Linked DNA regions of Homo sapiens: region 2 is linked to region 1. A link is an interaction called in ENCODE POLR2A ChIA-PET data of the cell type or tissue named here. Cell type or tissue: MCF 10A. All regions are shown on one strand. Links, peaks and the distances in the headings refer to the core of each region. The heading gives the core; the rest is flanking DNA. Region 1 overlaps TIAM1 (TIAM Rac1 associated GEF 1). Region 2 has its middle 22 kb from the start of TIAM1.

Region 1 (7,770 bases), core at 2,302-6,301:
AGGCATGATCCTCCACTGGAAACCTTCGCCGTTTTCCAGCGCCCCGATTGACTGGCAGGAATGGGTCAGCTCATGCTGTGACTCTGACCCCTGTATGGTGGCTGTATAGAACAGTTGCCTTGAAAAACACTAATGTCTTTGGTAAGAGCCAAAGACATTTGGTACTCTCGAATGATTTAGAGAAAATAAAATTCTTCATACTGCATTGCATCGCCAACTTTTCTAGAAGTTTGTGTCAATTTCAAAACAAAAACAAAATCTCAAACCCGACGGCTGATTTATTCTTAGTTATGTATACAGGTGAAAACAGATATGGATAACTGATATAATGGAATGAGGCACAAATTACCACATCACTTATTCTACTAATGTGAGAATTAATGACAATGTATAAAATTTGCTAATTTTGTATTAGAAAAAACAAAAGGCCCTTTAGCCACATGGGTTAATGTGCTCTTCTTGTCCTCACCAGAGTATCCACACCCTCAGCCAGCAGGTTGTGCAAATTCAGGGCTTTGCTCTGTCTTTTCATGCCAAGCCACTCTTATGACCATTACCAACCCTCTGAGTACACGGAGGGCTAAGAAACACCTCCTGCATCCAAGAGTCCCAGGACACCATCCAGAACACGGCCAGAACTAAGGAACCAAATAGGAATCCTTGTCAGGTCTTCTGCTTTCAAAGGCCATGCTGTCACAGACTGAACAAACACATGGGTTCTAGTCCCGGATCTACCCCGGAGAACTCTGTGGCAGTATCACACTGGGCCTTGGTTTTGCTATCTGGAAATTGGGGAGGTGGGTGCGATCATCTAATTCTGATCAACCCCACCAGCATTTAATAAAGGTCTCCCCTTTTGCCAGGTCCTGGTTCTGTCTTCAAGGAGCTCAAGTCTAGCAAGGAGGGGCTTGCAAACAGATGCCTCTGGACAAGTGAGGGGTAAGGGGAGAGGGGCCATTATCTCATTAGACGGTACAGGCTCCATCCTGTTCAGGAAGAAGACACTGGAGAGGAGGGAAGGTTACAGGAAGATGGAGAATCTCAGTTGAATTTACAAGATAAAAAATAGAGGTTTCCCTAAGTGAAATAAAAGGATGGGGAGAAGAGAGCCAAGTTAATTCAATCAGAGTCAATACTATACAATGGGCTGGGTGCGGCAGCTCACACCTGTAATCCTAGCATTTTGGGAGGCCAAGGCAGGCAGATCACTTGAGAAACGAAATCGGAATCCCTGTCAGGGTTCAAGACCAGCCTGGGTAACATGGCAAAACCTCATCTCTACAAAAACTACAAAAATTAGTTGGGCGTGGTGGTGTGCACCTGTAGACCCAGCTATTCGGGAGGCTAAAGTAGGAGGACTGATTGAGCCTAGGAGGTGGAAGTTGCAGTGAGCTAAGATCGCGCCACTGCACTCCAGCCTGGGAGATGGAGTGAAATGTCATCTCAAAACAAAAAACTAAAAGCTGCACAATGGTTCGTCTGCATGACCTTAGGCAAGGTAGGTAACCTCCGTCTCATTTCCTCGTTTGTATAAGGAAGATAATGGCATTATCTAACTCATCCTTGGGAGGAGGGTTAAATGTTTTCATATATTCTATATGCCTATATATTTTATATATTTAATATTTAACCTGTAATTATTAAATCACTAATATATGGTTTATATTATATATTAATTACATATAATTATTTTAAACATTTCATAATTTAATCTACATTTACTATATTCTAAATGCTTCAGTCGCCAGGAATGTTTACTATAGTATACTCTATAAAAGGACCTGGCACATTGTATGCACGCAATAAACGCGTGTTGTAATTTGTTATGATGATATTGATAATATCCATTATAATTTGGTGTGATTCGGGAAGGGGATGCAATGTGTGTGTGATGGAGGTGGGAGGGTTGCAGCAACTCGTGCAACCAGCTAATGCCAGATGAGCCAGCTGCCAGAGGCCAACAGACGCCAGGACAAGGAGTTTGAACTTGATTCTGTCAATAATGAGCGTCATTCTGTTGTAGTCCCTATGTACAGCCTATTGATTCTCAATTTAACAAGTTTGGTTATCTGGTTTGACAGCCTACAGCAAACTAAAGGCTGGGAGTTGGGGGGGTTAGTGCTGATGCAGAGGAGGAAACAGGGATGAAAAATGAAGCAACTATAGGAAGCAAATGCAATTAGCTTGAAAACTTCACCATTCTGGGCCTTACAAGCTCAATGACCTCCACCTCACCAAATCTCTGCACGATATACCGATCAATTCTGTGGGAGGGGGAAAAAACTGACTAAAGATCAATTTAGAGTAATTTAACATATTCTGTCAAAGACGACTAGTAACAGATGAAAGGTTTAAAGGTCTTCCAAAATTAAGCTGGGTGCGGTGGCACAACCTGTAATCCCAGCACTTTGGGAGGCTGAGGTGGACAAATCACCTGTGGTCAAGAGTCCAAGACCAGCGTGGCCAACATGGTAAAACCCTGTCTCTACTAAAAATACAAAAATTAGCCGGGCACGGTGGCATGCACCTGTAATCTCAGCCACTCAGGAGGCTGAGGCAGGAGAATCACTTGAACCTCCAAGGCTGAGGTTGCAGGGAGCCAAGATTGCACCACTGCATTCCATCCTGGGCGACAGAGTGAGACTCCGTCTCAAAACTAAATAAATAAATGAATAAAAAAATAAAACGAAACTCTTGCAAAATTATTTGAAAGGTGAAAAGCTTTTAAACTTATTGGGAAAAAAATCTTTCAGCAGGAAGAGTCATGTGCCTAGAATTCTAGAGTCCTAGACCGGAGAGTCTGGCTGGCGTCCTTCTGAAAAGTCATGAGAATGCTTCACAAATGAAAAAAATGAAGATGTGGCCTACAAGCCCTGGAGAGCTAGGATCAGTGAGAAACTCAGGACAAACTTAAGGGCATCTCTGAAGTCAGCATAGATCCCTATAAGAAACTATATGAAAAACCCAAATCTGATTTCAACTAAAATCCATCATGCGTGACCAGACATTCATTCTGGCTCTCTGAGCTGGATATAAAGACATCATCAGGCAAAGAAGAAAAGTCTCCAGCATTTTAAAAAGTAAAAAACCCAAATCCCCTTCTTTCCCATCTGTGAGAAGCTCATAACCACCTAACGCAAAAATAAGTCCAGAAATGCAAATCAAATACCCAGCTACCAAGTGAAGTAAATTGCACAGCTAATGTCTTCCTAATAGATACACTTCACCTTAAGATTAAGTTTAAATACCCAACAGTGGCAGAGATGCTAAATCAATTCCTTTTTCACCTGGGAAGTAAGGAAATGTACATTTCCAGGCCCATCACAGCTATGTGGGGGCCACACGCCTGAGTTCAGGCCAGTGAAATGTGGGTGCAAGGAATGATGGCCACTTCCAGACCCTGCCCCAGTCACGTCCCTGGAAGGCCTCCAAGCTCTATCTCTAGTATTCCCTGCACACCAAATGCAGAGAAGCCAGGTGAGGATTCTGAGAGCTTAGAACCAACTAGATAGAGGAAGCTTGGGTCCTTGTATGACCACATGGCGAGAGAGAAAGCAGTCCCCTCCCACAGCCAGCCAGCTTTGGCCTGTGACATAGGCAGTAAGTAAACCTATAAATCCATGAAGCCACTGAAATTCCGGGTTGTGCGTTACAAGAGTCAGCCACCCTGGGTGAAAAATGGCCTTGGGTTAACGAACTTCTGTGAGAATCTTCTAGGTAGTCACAAAGCTACCAAAACCACTCCAATAAAGTCTGGGAAATTTACCCCCATGGAGGTTAAACTAATTTCACAGACTTACAACCGGGACACACCTGATTCCTAAAAATCCAGGTCACTCGCTGCCTTTCAGACGCAGAAGGTAACCACTCCCTGATGGAAAACGCTACCTACTGCATTTCCTTCTACTACCAATTTGGTGACCCCAAAATGACAAAGCAGACAAGTTAGAAAAGTGCTCTTGTTAGCGTAGCCAAAAACCCTAAAGGAAAGGTTACACAATGCAGGATGAGAGAAGAAGGATGGCACTAACAACCGTCATTGAGGAAAATCATGTAAGGCAGGATGTCAAAATGTTTATTTCTACAGCAAAGCATACTTTGCATTTTCGGATATTTACATTTAGCTCAGTGACTCGTGCAATGCAATCCTCTGACAAAGGGCCGCATTCCAATTTTTCTTAAGAGAAAATAGAGTGCAAACTTGTCTTAGCAAGTCAGCAACACCTGCATTGGCTTGGCAGGACTCTCTCACGATATGTAAATAATGAACTGCCAATAAGCTCGTTCCAGAACAAAGGAGAAGAAATTTGATTCCTCTCCCTGATGTCTCTGCCATCAGGAAATGGTTTTTTTGTTTGTTTGTTTTGTTTTTTTTTTTGTCAAATTTGGAGGAATATTGTCAAAATTGCTAACTCAAGGAGGAACAAAGACCCTCCAAAGGGGAGCAGGAGGGCCTGGATTGGGCTGCCAGTTTCCTAAAAAGGGGATGGACTTCAGTTTGGGAACAATTCATATTACTAAGAAATTGTCTTCTCTAAGACATTACCCAATGAAAGACTAAAGCTTTAAACATTTAAGTCAAATCATTTCAAATATGCCCACCATGGGTTCCAGGGATTATGGCCCAAACAGAATGGAAGGTGATTTATCATCACCCTTGTCCAAATAATTTCCTGAAGACCATCTGACACCTGGGTCTAAGCAAAAATGCCAAAACAGCTCCATTTCTGCCACATTGGAATGTATCAAGTGTGTGATGAGCAGTCCATGAATTGAGGGGGAGAAGAGGATTCTCTACATCTCCTCACTAGCCTATTTATGCCTGGTACTTACTTCTACAAAAGTCTCTAGTACCCACTTCTTCACATGGACTGAGCAGTGATTGAGAATTTAACCTCTGCGGCCAGAAAGACAATGAGAGGTGTGATAGTTAATACTGAGTGTCAACTTGATTGGATTGAGGGATGCAAAATATTGTTCTGGGTGCGTCTGTGAGGGTGTTGCCAAAGGAGATTAACATTTGAGTCAGTGGACTGGGAGAGGCAGACCCACCCTCAATCTGGGTGGGCATCATCTAATCAGCTGCCAGCACGGCCAGAATAAAAGCAGGCAGAAGAACATGGAGGGGACTAGACTGGCTAAGTCTTCTGGCCTCCATCTTTCTCCCATGCTGGATGCTTCCTGCCCTTGAACATCAGACTCCAAGTTCCTCAGCTTTTGGACTCTTGGACTTACACCAGTGATTTGCCAGGGGCTCTTGGGCCTTCGGCCACAGACTGAAGGATGCACTGTTGGCTTCCCTGCTTTTGAGGCTTGGGGACTCGAACTGGCTTCCTGGCTCCTCAGCTTGCAGAAAGCCTGTTGAGGGACTTCACCTTGTGACAGTGTGAGTCAATTCTCCCAATAAACTCCCCTTCATATATACATCTATTCTATTATTTCTGTCCCTCTAGAGAACCCTAATATAAGGGAGTTAACCACATTAAACATCAGTTTTTCATCCATATATGAGGTTCCTAATAATGACCCCCTCCCAGGTGAGCCATGAGAGTTAAGCACATAATACTGGTCTTGGAAGGGAAACAATATAACAGGTGAGTTAGCGTCATTAGTATACGCAGCATGTAGTGGCAGATCCCTTACAGATCATGGGAACATGAGGAATAATGAGATTTCAGGAGTTCTAAAAAAGACCCTCCTTGTTCACAAAACACTTTCCCTAACCAAAAATTTCACTGTTTGATTTTTAAATTATTTCTCTTCTTAAGAAACATACATACACCCAAAAGGAAAAAAATCTGAGCCTTATCCGTATGAAGGTGTTTTCACTGAATCCATCCATAATAATAGGGTCACTTTACAATGAGCAAACTGAGGCTTGGAGAGGTCAACTATATGGCCCAAGTTCTCGAAAGTAGCTGAGTAGAAATTCCAACGCAGGTCCACTTGCTCTTAAGTTCATGCTCCTTTCCCGGAGGATTCTGCTAGATACAGTAACTGCATTCTCCCTAAGGGAAGGTTTTTATAGCCAGACAGAATGACGGGAAGAAAAGAAAAAAGAATATGAAAATAGGAAAAAAGGCGAATGAAAGAGGTTAGGTTATGATACAGAAATGTGTGCCAGGGGGCATCCTTTTAACAAAGGTCAAGCCCTCTGAGACATAGCTCAGCAATCTTCTCCAGCCCACATCACACACAACCCTTAAATTACGGCAGCTACTCACCTGCCTGGTGCAAAAAGAATGTTTCTGTGCATAGTGTGTCCAATATATTATTTAATAAGATACGACAAGCCCAAACATTCTTCTTGCAAATTGTTCAGAGTGGTGCAGAAGCCAAGTTTTCATGCGTAATTTTCTTTTCTAAGAATGTGAATACATTTATTTGCAGCAGACATTTGCTTTTAGTATACTTAATAATCCTGGAAATTCAGTATGTTTCTTTCCTTAAAAATCAACATGATACCTACAAAAAGTACTTCCGGAGGGGGATGGGGGTGAGGAGGAGTACACCAGGAAAATTGTTTAGCTCTTTGTGTGTTTTTTTTCCACTACATTTACTTTAATAACAAATCCTTGCAGTTGAGTTTCAATGTTATTCTGAGTCTTCTGGGAGGCTCCCATCTGGGTTCCAAATAATCACCATTTGCAACATTTGTAGGTGAACAGACTGTTGGTTCACAATATAGAGAAAAGAAAGATTGTTCTTTTAATGTCATTCATGATATGTGGGGGCAAAATAATTTATTAAAAAATTCAGGAGTTCAATAGAGCACACTTTATTTTTTTTGAGACAGTCTTGCTCTGTTGCTCAGGCTGCCATCCAGTGGCGCAATCTTGGCTCACCGCAACCTCCACCTCCCAGGTTCAACCGATTCTCCTGCCTCAGCCTCCCAAGTAACTGGGATTTGCAAGCATGCACCTCCACACCCAGCTAATTTTTTGTACTTTCAGTAGAGACGCGGTTTCACCATGTTGGCCAGGCTGATCTCAAACTCCTGACCTCAAGTAATCTGTCCGCCTCGGCCTCCCAAAGTGCTGGGATTACAGGCATGAGCCACTGTGCTCAGCACACTTTTTTAAAAAAGATTAAACAGATGCTTTTGAAACAAGGCCAGAGTGCCCATTCACTTAGTTAATGCAGTCAGAATGGACAACTTAACAGATTCTCAGAAATCCTAATGGGAGTGTAAGATGTGATTCCTGCATGGTAGACAAACAGTACAACTGCTACTAAGAAGAACAATGTTTATGGAAGAATTACGCTATGAATTTTACATATAAAAGCTCATTCAGTCTTCCCAACAATCCAGAGAGAAAAATATCATTATTATCAGGACCATTTCTCACTTACAAATGAGAAAAGTGAGGCCAAGGAGGAGAAGTCTCCCACATGAAATGGTTAACTAGTGGCCAATCACACTGACCCTTGGCAAGGATATATTTTTTTTAAGTTTTACTATCACAGAAAATCAGAACATTCAGCAGATTTAAGCTCACTGATATTAGAGGTATCCTGAGAATAACTGTGGATAAATGATGATTGGCAGTAGGATATATTATATAAAATGTTAGTAAGCCCACTAAACTCTTTGACCCTACCTATGAAGAAGAAAAAGGGCCAACATAGTCAAAGCATTTAATGAAAAGAAAGCAAATATTTCTTTAAATTGCTCCCACTGCCCTAAATATATAGTAAAACAAGCTGCACATACATCAGTTTTTCTTAAACAGGGACCCATATTTTTATTTCTCAACCCCAGTACACACA
Region 2 (5,733 bases), core at 1,734-5,733, 56 kb after region 1:
TGTTTTCCTCTGTACTGCACCTCCATACTTCTTCCACCATCCTTAACCACAAGATGGGCACAGGATCCAGCTGGGATCATTGTTGAACCTCAAGCCCTGTACACAGTGATTGGTCCAGGGGTGGGTTCACGATCGATATTAGCTAATCAGAGAAATTCCTTGGGAATTTTTTTATTTTAAAACTGCGGACGTCAGCCTAAAACTGCTGGCAGCCATGCTTCTGTTTGGTTCAAGCTGGCCTGAGAAGAACTAATCTGATCCAGGGAAAACAGGGATGAAAGACAGAGAGCATTTGATCGTGTTAACTTCCCTGGGTCCAGCTGTCCCCTAACCCCAGCCTTACCCTGACTGGTACACAGACAAACGTATTCCCACTTTGGCCCTAAATCAACTTAGGTTTCTGATCCTTACAACCCAACATTCTAACAGGACCGGGATTTTGTTTTTTTTTCTGGGTTTTTTAAATGGTTTTACTGCTGATGTTGTTTTGCAGGGGTAAGAAGCAGAGAAGATCTGCTCCTGTGATCCACAACACTCCTCCATACCACATATTTGTGCAAAAACATCTTGTTAGTCCCTAAGCTTCCTCTAATGATGTCTTTTAAAACTGCACCTTACATGTCTTCTCCTTGATTAACACCCTTGTTTATTACCTCATTCAATCCTCCTTTTCCCTTTTCCAAATGCTGAATGATCACACGATGAATGTCTTAGATTTTTCTCTCTTCTGTGAAACTGCTGATCACTCCCAAATTAAGAATTAAAAATGGAGCAGCTGCAGACGCTTTGCTAGCATCCAGATTACAATCTTAGAGTTCTTCCAGAAGAAAGCTCTCTGTTTCTGAGGAAACTCTGGTTGGTTGGGGGGCAACCCAAGGAAGTATCTCTGAAACCACACAACATGCAATGAAACCACAGGAAAAAAAGGGGGAGGGGGTTCTTCCTGTGTATTTGCTGAAGTATTTTGCTTTAAGAGAGATCAGTGGTGTTCAATTTCAAGAAAGAAACACCCATGAGGAAAAGTGCAGAGCAAAACAGCCCCAGGACATCTCTACCCAACACACAGGCCTGCTGGTGTCACTTGCATTGAACTTATACATTTCTTCATTATCCTAGTAATAAAGTCTGTGATTTCAGCATTTTACAGGAAGGTAAAAACACATTCACAATAGCACTAGCCGATAGCTTTCTTAAGTAACTGCATGGTGAGCTTCATAGTATCCCCCGTTCCTAAAGACAGATTAGAGGCCCCAGCACTGCACTGTTTCAGATTTCTGTGGGCCACCAAAAATAAAAAGCATCCCAGGTGGAGTAAACTTGTTAACCAAAGGGCTACTTAAAAATAAAATTGCTTGTAGAGAGCTCTCTTACAGCTTAATGAATGAGGCACCATTTCTCAAACTAAGATTGTGATCAAATGAGAAACCCTCCAAAGACCTCTGCTGAATACCTCACTTACACTCAAGCCTCCGCAGAGGGAGCCAATGAATGAGCCCCCAGCAACTGAAGTGGGTGTGGGGGAGTGGAGAAGGTTATATTTGAGCATGTGATGGTAGAATTGAGAAAGCACTGAGACATCAGCCACAGATGGAGAGGAAAGAGCAGCTCTACCTATAGGAATTGTTAATAAGAGTTCTGTACTCTCTATTAACAAATCTTGGAACAGCTGACACCATGATGGCCAGGGACCATGGATGGACGGATGGATGGATGGGTGGATGGATGGATGGCTGCATGGATTGATTGATGGATGGATGGACGAATGGACAGACTGAGTAAAGAATGGTGGCAGTTACAGCTGAGTGGGTGTGTGTTGATGGGGGAGGAAGGACAGAGGACAGGCCAACCACACCATAATTGTTGAGTAATGGCACAGTCCAGAGTGGGCAAAGTTTTTCTTTAAAGAATCAGATAAATATTTCAATCTTTGCGAGCCATATACTCTCTATTGAGCTCTGCCCTTGTTATGTAAAAGCAACCAAAGACAGTAAGTAAATGAAAATGACTTTGTTCCAATAAAACTTTATTCATGAATGCTGAAATCTGAATTTCATGATTTTTACATGACACCAATTATTCTTCTTTTCCCCCCAGCCGCTTAAAAATGTAAAAGACATTTTTAGTTCAAGGATCTTACAAGAATCAGTGGAATTTGGCCCTCAGGCCAGAATTCAACGACCCCAGATCTAGTCTCCAAACACGCCAGTCACTCAGGATAGTGATCAGGAAAGAAGATCTCCCCAGCAGATCCTGGGAAGAGATCTAACACAACGCACATTTTCTATTCTGTGCTCTGTATATACTTCTCCTTCTGTCTTTATTGCATAATTCTCCATGGATGTGCTGATGTTTCCGTCTTGTCCAATGGGATATAGGAAGCACCTGCTGGCAGGGTCTGTGTCTCACTTATTTCTTTCTTTTTTTTTTTTTTTTTTTGAGAGGGAGTCTCGCTCTGTCGCCCAGGCTGGAGTGCAGGGGCATGATCTCGGCTCACTGCAAGCTCTGCCTCCCGGGTTCACGCCATTCTCCTGCCTCAGCCTCCCAAGTAGCTGGGACTACAGGCACCCGCCACCACGCCTGGCTAATTTTTTGTATTTTTTAGTAGAGATGGGGTTTCACACCATGTTAGCCAGGATGGTCTCGATCTCCTGACCTCGTGATCCACCTGCCTCGGCCTCCCAAAGTGCGGGATTACAGGCGTGAGCCACTGTGCCCAGCCTGTGTCACATATTTCTAAATCTTCAGCACTTGGCATAGTACCTGGAACATAACAGGTGCTTGAGAGATATTCCCTGAATCAAACCATATTCCCCAACAACTGCAAGATTTCACTGTCAAAGTATGACATAAGGCCGGGCACGGAGGCTTATGCCTGTAATCCCGGCACTTTGGAAGGCTCAGGCAGGTGGATCACGAAGTCAAGAGATTGAGACCATCCTGGCCAACATGGTGAAACCCCGTCTGTACTAAAATATACAAAAATTAGCTGCACCTATAGTCCCAGCTACTCAGGAGGCTGAGGCAGGAGAATCACTTAACCCGGGAGGTGGAGGTTGCAGTGAGCCGAGGTAGCTCCACTGCACTCCAGCCTGGAGACAGAGCAAGACTCTGTCTCAAAAAAAAAAAAAAAAAAAAAAAAGTGTGACTTGAAAGGCAATCCACCTTGATACCAGGCATCCCCTATCTGATGTCACAGCCATGAATACTATGCCCTTGGCCCTTGGGATGGTTGACAGAGGTCATAGGAAGTAAACCGTACTCATAACCTTGAAGCTGGATTTCACCCTTTGCCAAAAGCAACTCTTAGTTTGTCACATTGTAAAAGGCAGGAAACCAGTTACCTTATTCTTGCCATGACCACACAGATGTTACTTAACTTACGCATGTCCCAAATGGAAAGAAACATATCCATCCGTTAGCAGAGAATGAAAAACATGTCACCCTTTGGCTCCTCAGTTTGGGAATTGATGGGCAATGAACACACTCCTGGTTCCTTTTCTTTCCCATCCATCTCTCCCTCCAGGCCATCCATCAGGAGAAAGCTCAATGTCATCTTCATGGTGAGCACTATGTAGCCATATCCTACAGGCTTTCTTTGCAATACTTAAGTTTCCAAGGAAGGCAGAGACTATTAAAAAGAGGATGCTCAGGGGCTTTCTTTTTTCAGACAGAGTCTTGCTCTGTCACCCAGGCTGGAGTGCAGTGGTGCCATCTTGGCTCACTGCAACCTCCACATCCCAGGTTCAAGCGATTCTCCTGCCTCAACCTCCCGAGTAGCTGGGAATTACAGGCATGTGCCATCATGCCTGGCCAATTTTTCTATTTTTAACGGAGACGGGGTTTCGCCATGTTGGCCAGGCTGGTCTTGAACTCTTAACCTCATGTGATCCACCCGCCTCAGCCTACCAAAGTGCTGGGATTATAGGCGTGAGTCACCATGCCCAGCCTCTTTTTAACACTTTACTGGAAATCTTGACTAGAAGTATGCCAGGGTCAAATCTGTATACAAAGGGAATACAAAGAACCACAGGAGAATCTGTAAGGAAATGACTCATGAGTATTCAGATTTGGATGGGTCCCAGAAAATAGCTCCAGAAACATAATTGCAATCCCAGGCAGGAAGCCAGGCAGGCAGGTAAGCAGGCAAGAAGTAAGGAGAGAAGGAAGGAGGGAGGGAGGGAGGGAGAGAGGAAAGGAGGAAGTGAAGAAGAGAAGAAGGGCACAAACAGAGCAACTCACCTGGTTCATCCTCAACCCCCACCTGCCCCAGCAGTCTTTCAGTTGCAAGCCCTATGAACAGCAAAGGGGACACAGAGCTGGAAGAACGCCACTATTGCCTTTCTCTAGGTAGGTCTGTCAGTAACTCTTTGCTTGATTTGCACCAAGACTTAGTTTCCCAGTCAACAGAATGGGACTAGAAGTACCCAGACCAACAGGCCGAAATAACCTCATTCTGTACATTTTTGAAATTCACTAGTTATCCATTTTAAATGGCATTTGGATTCTTTTTTTCTTTGTGAAGAAGTCTCCATAGCAACTGAACTTGAATACCTTGGTATTCAACCCAAACTTACCTACCTAATAAGTTTGGCAAGAATGTTTTTATTCTTTTCTTACCAAAGGCCACATTTAAGAGGATCCAGAAATTCTGACAGGCCTCATGCATTCTATCTGAGACCAAAGAGCAGACAACCAAGAGACCTGTTTATCAGCAAAAGCAGCAACATTCCGTTTCTTCGCCATTTGGGTAACTCTGTCCTTTATCAATTACAGTCCTTGACAGACTCATTCCTATTCGTTACCTATTTGTTCTTGTGTGTTGGTATTATATTTTCCACATCCTCATGGGCCACTAAATTATAATATTTTAACTTCAAATGACGTCTAACTTGGAATCACGTAATCAATATTACTTTACTGAGTGTTTATCTTCCCTAAACTGCTTCATGGACCACAAAAGAAGACCTAAAAAACAACATCTGATGCTCAGTTTCAATGGATCAATGAGCTGAACCCAAAAATAGCCACTCTAGAATATTCATGAGAGGCCTCTCAGTATAACTGGAAACTTCATACCAAGTTTCACTTTCAAAGAATTCATTTTAAAACATGTTCTCTGATTTTAAACTCAGTTATTTATATGATATTAAAGAGACTTTAACCAACTTGATGGCAAACCTAACAAAAGATGTCTACCAATTATTTTAACTTCATCAAAGGTTTTAAGGGAAACTATTTAAGACATATTAACAACTTCCTATTTTGTTCCATAGGCCCCATTCTTAAAAGGCTCCTCAGGGCTTTAATATTCCATAATATTAAAAGGGCTTTAATATTCCATAATAATTTATTTTACGCTTTCTTAATAACCTTTTCTCAAACTCCAGGTGAATCATTTCTGCAATTTGTTACTGTTTGTAGCTCAACAAATTATTCATTTGAGCTGGCTGAGCCACACGCATAACATTTTTAATTAGAGTGCCACAGTTGACTTCAAATCCAAAATATCCCAATCCAAAATTATTCTGTAGGCTTCGGATTTGCTGCCAGGAGTCTAAAAAGCTAAAAATAGCGACCAAACTTTCACATCACAAGGCAGAAAAAAGCATTTCAAGAAAGCGTACAGGCTTCAAATAGATGCGTGAACAGATCCCAAAAGGCAGGCATAGGCTGACAAGACTTCAGATTTGACCGTCCCCAGTATACTTATATTTGTAAGAAGAAAAGGACGGG

The links. Peaks named below come from ENCODE experiments on the same cell type or tissue, not always from the same donor. Only the 100,000 strongest peaks of a DNase experiment are listed, where the experiment ranks them.
Region 2: POLR2A ChIA-PET joins it to region 1 with 8 read pairs; 4 of 35 experiments call an interaction of 5 or more read pairs at or near these places.

What each region holds. Positions count from the first base shown.
Region 1 is chr21:31,306,806-31,314,575 of GRCh38, forward strand. The region is part of intron 2 of TIAM1 (TIAM Rac1 associated GEF 1); the gene reads right to left. Among named protein-coding and RNA genes, the nearest start is that of TIAM1, 34 kb to the right of the region's middle. In MCF 10A, for the core only: no CTCF peak of the experiment used is centred there; a DNase peak (open chromatin) is centred at 4,176.
Region 2 is chr21:31,362,971-31,368,703 of GRCh38, forward strand. It overlaps a transcript of TIAM1 not described here. Among named protein-coding and RNA genes, the nearest start is that of TIAM1, 22 kb to the left of the region's middle. RefSeq lists an enhancer at 3,459-4,658. In MCF 10A, for the core only: no CTCF peak of the experiment used is centred there; a DNase peak (open chromatin) is centred at 3,981.